2 separate regions of the Homo sapiens genome follow, and region 1 is linked to region 2. A link is an interaction called in ENCODE POLR2A ChIA-PET data of the cell type or tissue named here. Cell type or tissue: endothelial cell of umbilical vein. All regions are shown on one strand. Each heading gives the region's core, and the rest is flanking DNA. Links, peaks and the distances in the headings are about the cores only.

The links. Peaks named below come from ENCODE experiments on the same cell type or tissue, not always from the same donor. Only the 100,000 strongest peaks of a DNase experiment are listed, where the experiment ranks them.
Region 1: POLR2A ChIA-PET joins it to region 2 with 10 read pairs; 3 of 35 experiments call an interaction of 5 or more read pairs at or near these places.

Annotation. Positions count from the first base shown.
Region 1 is chr3:129,792,723-129,798,105 of GRCh38, reverse strand. The region is part of intron 4 of TMCC1 (transmembrane and coiled-coil domain family 1); the gene reads left to right. Among named protein-coding and RNA genes, the nearest start is that of TMCC1, 98 kb to the left of the region's middle. RefSeq lists an enhancer at 2,604-3,803. In endothelial cell of umbilical vein, for the core only: no CTCF peak of the experiment used is centred there; DNase peaks (open chromatin) are centred at 3,055, 3,625 and 3,835; H3K4me3 peaks cover 840 bases; H3K27ac peaks cover 2,007 bases.
Region 2 is chr3:129,843,874-129,849,256 of GRCh38, reverse strand. All of the region lies in intron 2 of TMCC1 (transmembrane and coiled-coil domain family 1), which reads left to right. Among named protein-coding and RNA genes, the nearest start is that of TMCC1, 47 kb to the left of the region's middle. In endothelial cell of umbilical vein, for the core only: no CTCF peak of the experiment used is centred there; no DNase peak of the experiment used is centred there.

The sequences.
Region 1 (5,383 bases), core at 138-5,137, 51 kb after region 2:
GAGAATTGCTTGAACCTGGGAGGCAGAGGTTGCAATGAGCTGAGACCATGCCATTGCACTCCAGCCTGGGGGACAAGAGCGAGACTTCGTCTCAAAAAAAAAAAGAAAAAAAAAAAAAAGGCACACAACTCGGGTGCTCTGTCAACCTACTTTCCACTTGGAATTAAATTTTAAACAGCTTAAATGTTAGGTTATATTGTGTTCTCTGAACCTTGGTATGAAGGAGTCTTTACTTTTGGTTATAGGTGTTCATCTAAAAGCTTTTTAGCTTTGGAAGTTTACAAAAAATACACTTAGATATGTTCAACCTTCTTTCTGCTTAAAGTTTTTAAGAGTAAAAGATTTGTTTGTTTGTTTTGTTTTGAGACAGGGTCTCTCTGTCGCCCAGGCTGGAGTGCAGTGGCATGATCTTGGCTCACTGCAGCTCCCACCTCCCATACTCGAGTGATCCTCCCACTCCAGCCTCCTGAGTAGCTGGGACCACCTACTCATGCCACCATGCCCAGCTAATTTTTTGTGTGTTTTTTGTAGAGATGGTGTTTCACCGTGTTGCCCAGGCTACTCTCGAATTTCTGAGCTCAAGCAATCTGCCTGCCTTGGCCTCCCAAAGTGCAGGGATCACAGGCATAAGCACACATGCCCAGCCTAAACGTTTTATATATACATTTTGGTTAGGTAATTTTTTTTTGGAGACTTGGCAGCCTATTATTTGTTTGAATTTGATGCATCTTCTCTGCTCTTCCCGAGATATTATGAAATACGTGTTTTTTTTTTTTGTTTGAGATGGAGTGTCGCTCTGTCGCCCAGGCTGGAGTGCAGTGGCGTGATCTCGGCTCACTGCAAGCTCCGCTTCCCGGATTCATGCCATTCTCCTGCCTCAGCCTCCTGAGTAGCTGGGACTACAGGTGCCTGCCAGCACACCCAGCTAATTTTTTGTATTTTTAGTAGAGATGGGGTTTACACCGTGTTAGCCAGGATGGTCTCGATCTCCTGACCTCGTGATCCACCTGCCTCAGCCTCCCAAAGTGCTGGGATTACAGGCGTGAGCCACCGCGCCTGGCCTATGTGTGTTATTTTTTAGGTAAAATTTTAGATCCTATTTGGTGATAATTGGATACTGGTAGTATATGATACGAGCATAGTTGAGAATAATCATTGCATAGAAACCTGTCTTTTCAAATTCATTTTTTTGTGTTTCTTACCTGAAGAAAAAAGTTACAAACACTACATGATTTTCTCACAATAATATTGATGTTTTATTTAGTTTTTATTTTTAGAGATAAGGTCTCACTCTGTTGCGCAGACTGGAGCATCATGCCTCACTGCAGCGTCAAATTCCTGAACTCAGGCAATCCTGCCACCTCAGTCTCCCAAGTAGTTAGGACTCCTGAGTAGTAGTTAGGTAGCACATGCTACCAAACCTAGCTAATTTTCTTATTCTTATTTTTTGTAGAGACAGGGTCTAGCTTTGTTGCCTAGGCTGGTCTTGAACTCCTGGTGTCAAGTGATCCTCCTGTCTTAGCCTCCCAAAGCATTGGGATTACAGGTATGAGCCACTGAACCTGGCCATATTGAGGTTTTAGAGCGAGAAATTACTACTTATTTGAAGAGTTGGGATACTACAGTAGTCTTCCCTTATCCACAGGAGATATGTTCCATGACCCCCAGTGGATGCCTGAAACTGAAGATAGTACTGAACCCTATATATACAGTCACGTGTCATTTAACACTGGGATAACTTCTGAGAAATGCATTGTTAGGTGATTTCATCATTGTGAGAACATCGTAGAGTGTCCTTACATAAACCTAGATAGCATAACCTACTACACACCTCGGCTATATGGTATAGCCTGTTGCTCCTAGGCTACAAACCTATATAGCATGTTACTGTACTAAATACTGTAGGCAGTTTTAATACAGTGGTATGTATTAGTGTATCTAAACATAGCTAAACATAGAAAAGGTACAATAAAAATACAGTATTATAATCTTATGGGACCACTGTCATATATGTGGCTAGTTGTTAACTGAAATGTCATGTGGGTTACGACTGTACTGTGTTTTTTCCTATACACATATCTGTGATAAAGTTTAATTCAGAAATTAGGCATAGTAAGATGTTAACAGTAACAATAAAATAGAACAATTATAACAGTAGGCCAGCACCACTCCTCTTGTGCTTTGTGACCATTATTAAGTAAAATAAGGGTTATTTGAATACAACATTACCATACTGCAACAGTCGATCTGATGACCAAATCGCTTACTCAGTGACTAGCGGGTGGGAGCCAGGGCTGGATAGGCTGGACAAAGGGATGATTCACATCCCAGGTAGGATGGCATGAGGTTTTATCATGCTACTCAGAACGGCATGCAGTTTACAACTTCTGAATGGTTTGTTTCTGGAATTTTCCATTTAAATATTTTTGGATTGCAGTTGACTGTGGGAACAAACTGTAGGTAAGGGAGGACTATTGTAATACAAATTTTATAAGGTTGTTTTGATAAATCAATAGGATAATAAATGTGAACTGCCTAACATAGTGACTGCACATAGTAGGTTCATTCCAACAAAGGCTTTAAATGTAGCATATGACATAACTTTGCTCACAGGAAATTGAGAGACACTGGAACAGGGAAAAAAAATATACGAATGAGTTCTGCCCTAAACAGTACTAAATTCATTCAGAAGTAATGAACAATTCCAAGAGGAGCACATAGACTGGAAAGTTTCATTAAATGAAACGTTATCCTCACAGTGGTTGTCTGGAAGCAGACCCAAACAGAGGAAGAGTGGCAAAGATAGGAATATTTTTATCTTTGGAACTGCTCTTACAGTTATTTTTCATACCTCTTTACCTGCATTGATTCACTCTGAGCTGTTCCTTTTGTTTTGTGTGTAGATTTTAAAAAATTACTTCATTCCAACAAGAGAGGGCAATTACCTCAGGAGGCCACTTTAATGTGTTTAACTTTGGCACAAGTTGAAGTCACCGTCGGAGTATGCCTCTCTGCACCTGACATTCCTTCCTGAGGCAGGACCCCTCCCTGTGAATAAGAGGAAAGGCTTGGCCAATTATGCTAGACAAAGCCGCACAGCTGCCGAGCCCAGCTGGGAGGAGTTTCCTTCTTGAGCAGGGAGCTGGTACAGCCAGGGGCTTGCTTTTCACCACCTCCTTTTTTTTCACACTGCCTCACCTTAAAGGATTACCTAAGGTGGAGGTAGAGAAGGGTGCGTTGCTGTCTGCAGTGGACACTCTCTGCTGCTGGGACGGCTGAAGAGGGGAGGAATTGGTGCAGTTGCCTGTCTCCTACTTGGAGCAGATGCTGTCTGACCCCAGCACACCACTCCTCCTCCCACAGAGACCGGAACATCAGGTCTGTCCTCTGGAGTTTCAGGTAGCACCACAGCGGCATCCTCGCCTACTGGTCTGGTGGAAAGGGAAGGGGTGGTCCTTGTGTTTGGACCCCTCACAGCTGACTCACAGGAAGTGCTAGAAGAGCTTGGCACTGGGCACAGCGGCTTCAGGATTACTGCCCCACCCACCCTGCCCTCTCCCACGTAGGTTTTCCAGTATCTCTTGATAGAACAATGAAGGCTTTCCAAGTTTGCTAAGACTCCCAGGGAAATTCTTTGCACTTCTCTGGCAGTCTTCAAAATGTTCTGCCACCGACTTTCCCAAGAAGCTGTTATTTAAAAAACCCTTCGTGGATTGCTTTGTCTGAAGATCCTCTGGGTGATCATGGTTCAGCGCTTTAGCCTCAGGAGGCAGCTATCCAAGGTGGGTTGGTAGTTTTCTATGTTTGTGGAGGGGAAACTCTCACTTGCTTCAGCATGGTTCCTTTTTCTCTGGAACTGTTCTGTCAAGCCTGCCGTCCTCCAGCGCTAAGGAGGGGCTGAGGGAGGAAGCACTGCCTTTTGTTCTTTTATCTGACAGGCACAAAGCTTGAAGGCTGACTGCACTGGCAGCCCCAGATTGTGTTCCCCTAAAACTGCAGCTGTCATCTGAATTTGGGCAAAGTTGTAGTTTGCTCCTGAGATAGAATTTCCAGAAGGGTGTGTGTGAAAGAGATAATTGTGGGTTGAAAGTGTATATTTAATAAGCAATTAATCTGTCAGCTTGTGGACCAAGAGGAGAAAGCCTTCTTCTCTGTGGAATCAGTGCTTTCATACATTTCACTATTAAACTGAGAAAAACTACCACAAAATAGTTTAATGAGCAAGACTGGCATTAAAATGTTAAAATGAGTGGTTGTGTTGAGAAACTTGAATACTTAATGAAGTATATGAAAAGCAGTTACAGAGAGGCTCACAAAGCAGTTTTTACAGAGTTCTGATGAAAAGCAGGTTCCATGTGTGCAGCTTTTGGGGAAAAGTTTTTTTAACCTGAGAAAATCATACTTAAAATAGTAAAAAGGTGAAGCACGCATTTAAGAGGGGATGGTGATTTATGAAATCCACTCTGCCTGTAGCCAGCCCTCCTTGACCCAGTCATTTAGTGCAGAAACTAATATGGAAAGAGGTGTGGTAAGAGTTGAGCTTTATTTCAAAACCCATTGTGTTCTTTAAAAGCTCCATTTAAAAAATGTAGCAGTTGGTGGCTCAGTTGTGTCACAGTTCATTCCCTGAATACAGAAGCTTAAACAAATAGTAAGTCTGTAGGCATTCTTCACTGCCTTGGCTGTTAATCAGAATTGTTAGATCCTGAAATGTATTGTGATCTTAAGGGAAAACCTTTAGTTCCCTCACAGGTGACCCCAGTGTAGAGTGTGTGCACTGATGCAGAAATGAGCAAAGTGCTTGCTTCCATCCCTGTGTCACATATGCATAGTTTTTCTTGGGACTTCTAAGCCTAACGGGATTTTTAGGAGTATTAAAATATATTTAACTTGCTCCCTTCCCCCCTGCTCCATGGTGTGTGTGTGTGTGTGTGTGTGTTTGAAGGCCTCCACATTTCTCTTACACAATAAAAAGAATCATTTTTGTTGCTCTTTCAATGTCCTCCAGTGCTTGTATTTTCATATATATAGTACATTTAAAAAGCAGATGGGTAGATATCAGGGCAGTGACGTTCCTGCACAAGAGTGTCTGATAGTTGAGAGCCAGGTGATAATTTTCTAATTAGAAGGTAACTATATTATGGGTATTTTGCTGCCAGTACTTCTCTCCCAATTATTTTTTAAACTTTACCCTCTTCACTCTATACTATGTATATGACTGATTTACAAAAAGTACACTTTTGAAGGAATGGGATGCATCCTCTCTTTAGGTACATTACATAAAAACACTCAAAGATGTAGCCTTTTTTCATTCCTTTTCCTGGTACCCTTATTGCTCATTTGAATGTGATTTATGGATCCTATAATGGATGATCTAGACCAA
Region 2 (5,383 bases), core at 123-5,122:
TCCTGACCTCAGGTGATCTGCCCACCTTGGCCTCCCAAAGTGTTGGGATTACAGGTGTGAGCCTCTGCACCCAGCCGATATAGAGATACTTACAAATAAATGCACTAGTCTAATCCTTATTAAATCTTGCTCTGTTAAATTTATGATCATGATGTGGTACATGTTTAATAGTAGTAGTAGCAGTAAGAAAAAGTTATAGTAGCTCTTAGTATTCTTTTGTGCCAGGCTGTATATTAAGTGTTTTCCATGTGCATATTGTGTCATTTATTCTTTACAATAAGACTGTAGAATGGGCAATATTTTTATCTCCATTTTGGAAATCAAGTAATTTGCTCAAGGACCAACAATTAGTAGAGGAGCGAGCCATAGTAGCAGAATGTTTCAATGATGTAGGAAGTCAGGTCATAAGAGGAATGAAGGTGGGGGAGGGAGTATTAGATTTGAAGAGTTAAGTGTGAAATAGTCCTTCATGAGAATATGGGAGTGAATAGACTAGAGAAACATAGTCAGATTACAGAATAGAATCAAATGCTCATTTGAGGTTAGTGGACATGAATTTAAAGTTTCATTGGTTGGCACGGATTTGTGTATTTTCTTGTACTTTCAACTGCACAGTGTACTTTCAACTATAAGGGTTCAGGTATGGAATCAGAGTTAGATTGGCAGGATTGGGGTTTTGCCAGTTGTTTGAGGAAAGGAGGCCAAGGAAGCTAAGGGTGTGCAAGGGAATGTTTATAATGATGGCTCATATAATCTAAGCTAGGGGACTTATTATAGGAGAAGGGGTTAAATAGAATGGAAGTGGAGTTATTTTTATCCTGTGTATATTCACTCTTTTCAACAGATGGTCCTAGAACAATTGGAGATTCATACGCACACAAAGAACCTCAACCCTTACCTCACACCAGACACAAAAGCTACCTTCAAATAAATCATAGGCCTAACTTGAAGAGCTAAAACCATGCAACTCCAGAAAGTTTTTGTCAGAAAGAAAATACAGGAGAAAATCTTAGTGACCTTGGGGTAGGCAAAGATTTCTTAAGACACAAAAAGCATGAAGTATAAAGGGGAAAAAATCGCTAAATTGGATTTCATCCAAGTTAAAAACTTTTAATCTTTGAAAGATACCTTTAAGAAAATGAAAAAGTACGCCTTGGGCTGGGAGAAAATATTTGCAGAACGTGTGTCTGACAGAGGATGTGTATCTAGAAGATATAAAGAATTGTAACTCAAGAATTGAAAGACAACCCCATAAGAAAAGGGGGAAACAATTTGAATAAAGTTCATCAAAGAATATAAATGGCAAATAAGCACATGAAAAGATGCCCAAAGTCGTAAGTCATTAGGGAAATATAAATTTAAACCATAATGAGATACCACTGCATACTCCCTAGAATGGCTGTAATGAATAGGATTAGTCACATGGTGACAAGAATGGAGGATCATCTGGAACTCTCATACACTGACGATAGGAATGTGAAATGGATCAACTACTTTGGAAGACAATTGGGCAGTTTCTTTCAAAGTAAATGTGAAGATGCCATACGATTCATCCATTCCATTTCTAATTATTCAAGAGAAATGAAACTGTATATCCACAAAAAAGACTTGTACACAAACATTCACAGCAGCTATTATTTATTGGTAATAGCTAAAAACTGTAAACAGCTCCCATATCCATCAAGTGTATGGATAAACAAATTTGGTGTATTTATACAATGGAATACTACTCGGCAATAAAAAGAACAGTTGATACTCTCAACAACCTAGATGGACCTCAAAATAATTCGGTTTAATGAATGAAGCCAAACTTAAGAAGAGTACATTGTATGTACTTGGAGAACTAACTTCTTGCAATAGATTTTTAAGCACTATTAGGAGCATATGACTTAAACAGTTTTTAAAAGTCAGGGAGTAAGTATGCTTAAATAAAATACAATCTGTGAAACAAATCTCTGAATTATTATCACTTCACTGGACACTCTAACTTGACCATATTTCTGACTTTAATGTAACTCACTCTTATTCCGTAGTCACATGTTTGCTTGCTCATTGGTTCACATTACATTTATTCAGCATCTGCTTGAGCCAAGGCACTGTAACTACATGTTTTTTTTAGTTACCTACTTTTGTAAGGTCCTGTTTCTTTGGCTACATCTGATTACAGTAAACATAGGAAGTTTAATAAAACAATTTTCATGACCGAGGAGACAGCATTCTTTTTTCAAAATTATGTATGTATGTATGTATGTATGAATGAATGAATGACAGGATCTTGCTCTGTTACCCAGGATGAGGTACAGTGGTGTGATCATAGCTCACTGCAGGCCAGAACTCCTGGGCTCAAGCAATCCTCCTGCCCTTTTTTTTTTTTTTTTTTTTTTTTTTTAGTAGAGATTGAGGTCTTGCTATGTTGCACAGACTGGTCTTGAACTTCTGGGCTCAAGTGATCCTCCTGCCTCAGCATCCCAAAGTGCTGGGATTATGGGCTTGAGCCACTATGCCTGGCCAGCATTCTTCAAAGTCATAAATGTCTACTGAACTTGATTATATTTTTCTTATTTTTGTTTTAACTCTTGGATTTCCTATTACTGGGTTAGTAATGTGTTATAAAACCAGGAGGTCAAGAGAAAGATTTGTTTTGAGTGTGAATGACTGGTTGGTAAAAGATGTTGCTAAATCACAAATTCCCTTAGTAGGTGGTTGGAAAAATGTTGCTCCTTATAAAATAGAAGCACAAGAAAGAAATAACTTTAAGAATAGAACTGTTGAATAAATTTTCAGTGTAGCAAAGCATAAAGTATGTGTTACCTTCGAAACCATTTCAAATGACCTGCAGTGAAGGAGAAAGCATAAATGGGAGATGTTTTTAAAATCTGAAAAACATGGCTAAGGTTTCACTTCTATAAGTAGTGTGATAATAGCTCCCTGCAGCCTCTATCTCTTGGGTTCAGTGGATCCTCCCACCTCAGCCTCCTGAGAAGCTGGGACTATAGGCATGTGCCACTATGCCCAGCTAAAGTGATCTGCCTGCCTTGGCCTCCCAAAGTGCTGGGATTACAGTAGTGAGTCACCATGCCCAGCCCAAAAGAGAATTTTTCCCCCAACGCCTTTTGGCTGCCAAATACTAAAGTATTTGTGAGACACTGACCTTTTTTTTTTGCCCCCACATATGTCACATGATGTTTGATGTTTTTCTTTTGTTTTTTCTTTTTATTTTTTTGAGACAGAGTCTCACTCTGTTGCCCAGGTTGAAGTGCAGTGATGTGAACACGGCTCACTGCAGCCTGTACCTCTCCAGCTCAAACAATCCTCGCACCTCAGCCTCTTGAGCAGCTGGGACCACAGGTGCATGCCACCACATCTGGCCACTTAAAAATTTTTTTTTGTAGAGACAGGGTCTCCCTGTGTTGCCCAGACTTGTCTCGACATGATATTTTTCTATTGGGGGTGAGATTAGATGGAATTTCAGGGTATTTTACCTGATATTTCATGACTTGCCATCACAGACACTTAGGCTCTTTGGGGACATTCTATTATCAACTCCTGAAGTTGTCACAACCCTTTTCTCAGGTACTTCTACATCAGTGAGGGTTAACTGAATTGTCTAATGCAGTGTGTTTCAGTTTCATGGGGCCTCTTTCCTTCTCGCCAATGGTTATTAACTATTTGTTTTGATAGTATATATCTGATTTATATACTTCAATGATAGTATTTATTTATGTATCTTTATTTCAAAAAGCATTTGAAAATTATAGACTTCTGAGGAAAGCTGGATGCCTTTCCTCACCTTCATTTTGAGATAAGTATACTCATGGGAGTAAAAAAGTAATATTTAGGGTAGTTGGGAATGTCTGTAGACATGGAGATATTTATAGATTATTTGTACTTTTCCCTCAGAATATCTCACCCCTTTCCTCCTTTTTTTCTTCTATTGATTGCTCAGTTGGCTTGCTTATTGGTTCATATTTAAAATCCTCATCTATATTAATTATGAGACTTCAGGCCTGGCCCATTATGGAAGTAGTTCTAGCATTGTGTGTGTGTGTGTGTGTGTGTGTGTGTGAGTGTGACAGGGACTTGCTCTGTTGCCGAGGCCAGAGTGCAGTGGTGTGATCTCAGCCAACTGCAGCTTCCATCGCCTGGGATCTAGTGATCCTCCTCCTCAGCCTCCTGAGTAGCTGGGACTACAGGGATACACCACCACACCCACCTAATTTTTGTGTTTTGTAGAGACAGGGTTTCACCATGTTGCCCTGGCTGAACATTCTTAATAGGCTAGGATTCATAATCTAGATGTGCTTTTCAGACAGATTGTCCTCTAGATATACTGACCCTTATAGACATCCTTTCCCTCTTTCACCTTTTAAATTTTATTTTCAAAAAGGAACAGGATATTTCTTTGGAATAACAAAGGAGTCTAATTTTTGGGTCACAGGTAGCATCAAAGAAGGAAGTATTTTGAGAGTAAAGAGTTTTCATTCTTACTAGTCCAGCAGTTAAGTTAGAAAACTAAAATAAAGGATTCAGTTCTCCATCAGCTGCCTGCCTAGACCAGATTTTGGATTTCAGATGAAAAGATGCAGAAATAGTGTTAGAATCAAGGCAGAATGACCTAGCACCTTTCTTGCGGTTACCGTTCAGGAATGGTGAGAGAAGATGGGAGAGGCAGGGAAGACAAGGCAAAAACTACCAATGCAAACTCTGGATTTAATTTGTACGTTCCTGAAAACAAAGGTAAGAAAAAAAACACCGAATGTTGGGCATTGTTAGAATTTATTCTTGCATATGTATCATATACCTAGGATTTGTAGGTTTCAAACATTTAATTATTTTTCCCAGTTTTACCCAAAAGATCCCTGTCTGTGTGGATGCCAGATGAAGACTAGTCCATACTTTGTATGTTTCTTTCTGTAATTCCATTCACTCCTGAAATCATGGCAGTGTTTTTCCACCTATAATATTATTCCTTCTCGATTTTTTAGCTTTTTATACATTACTAGATTTTGTAGATTTTTGGTAGATATCCTTATTAAACTAAGGGAGTTCCCATCTGTCTTTGTTGGGAGTATTTATCGTAAATAGATATTGGAATAGTCTAATGTGTTTTCTGCGTTTTTTGTTATGATCACATGGTTTTCTTATTTAGTTTCTTAGTATGGTGAACTACATTGATTTTTGAATGTGAACCAGCCCTACATCCCTGGGATAAACCCTACTTAGCCTAGATGCATTGTCTTTTTATATAATGCTGTATTTGATTTGCTAATATTTTGTTAAAGGTTTTTGCATATATGTTCATTAGAGATACTGGTCTGCATGCAGAGTTGTTTTTTTTTTTTTTTGGTAGTGTCTGTTTTGTTTTGGTATTAGAGTAATGTTA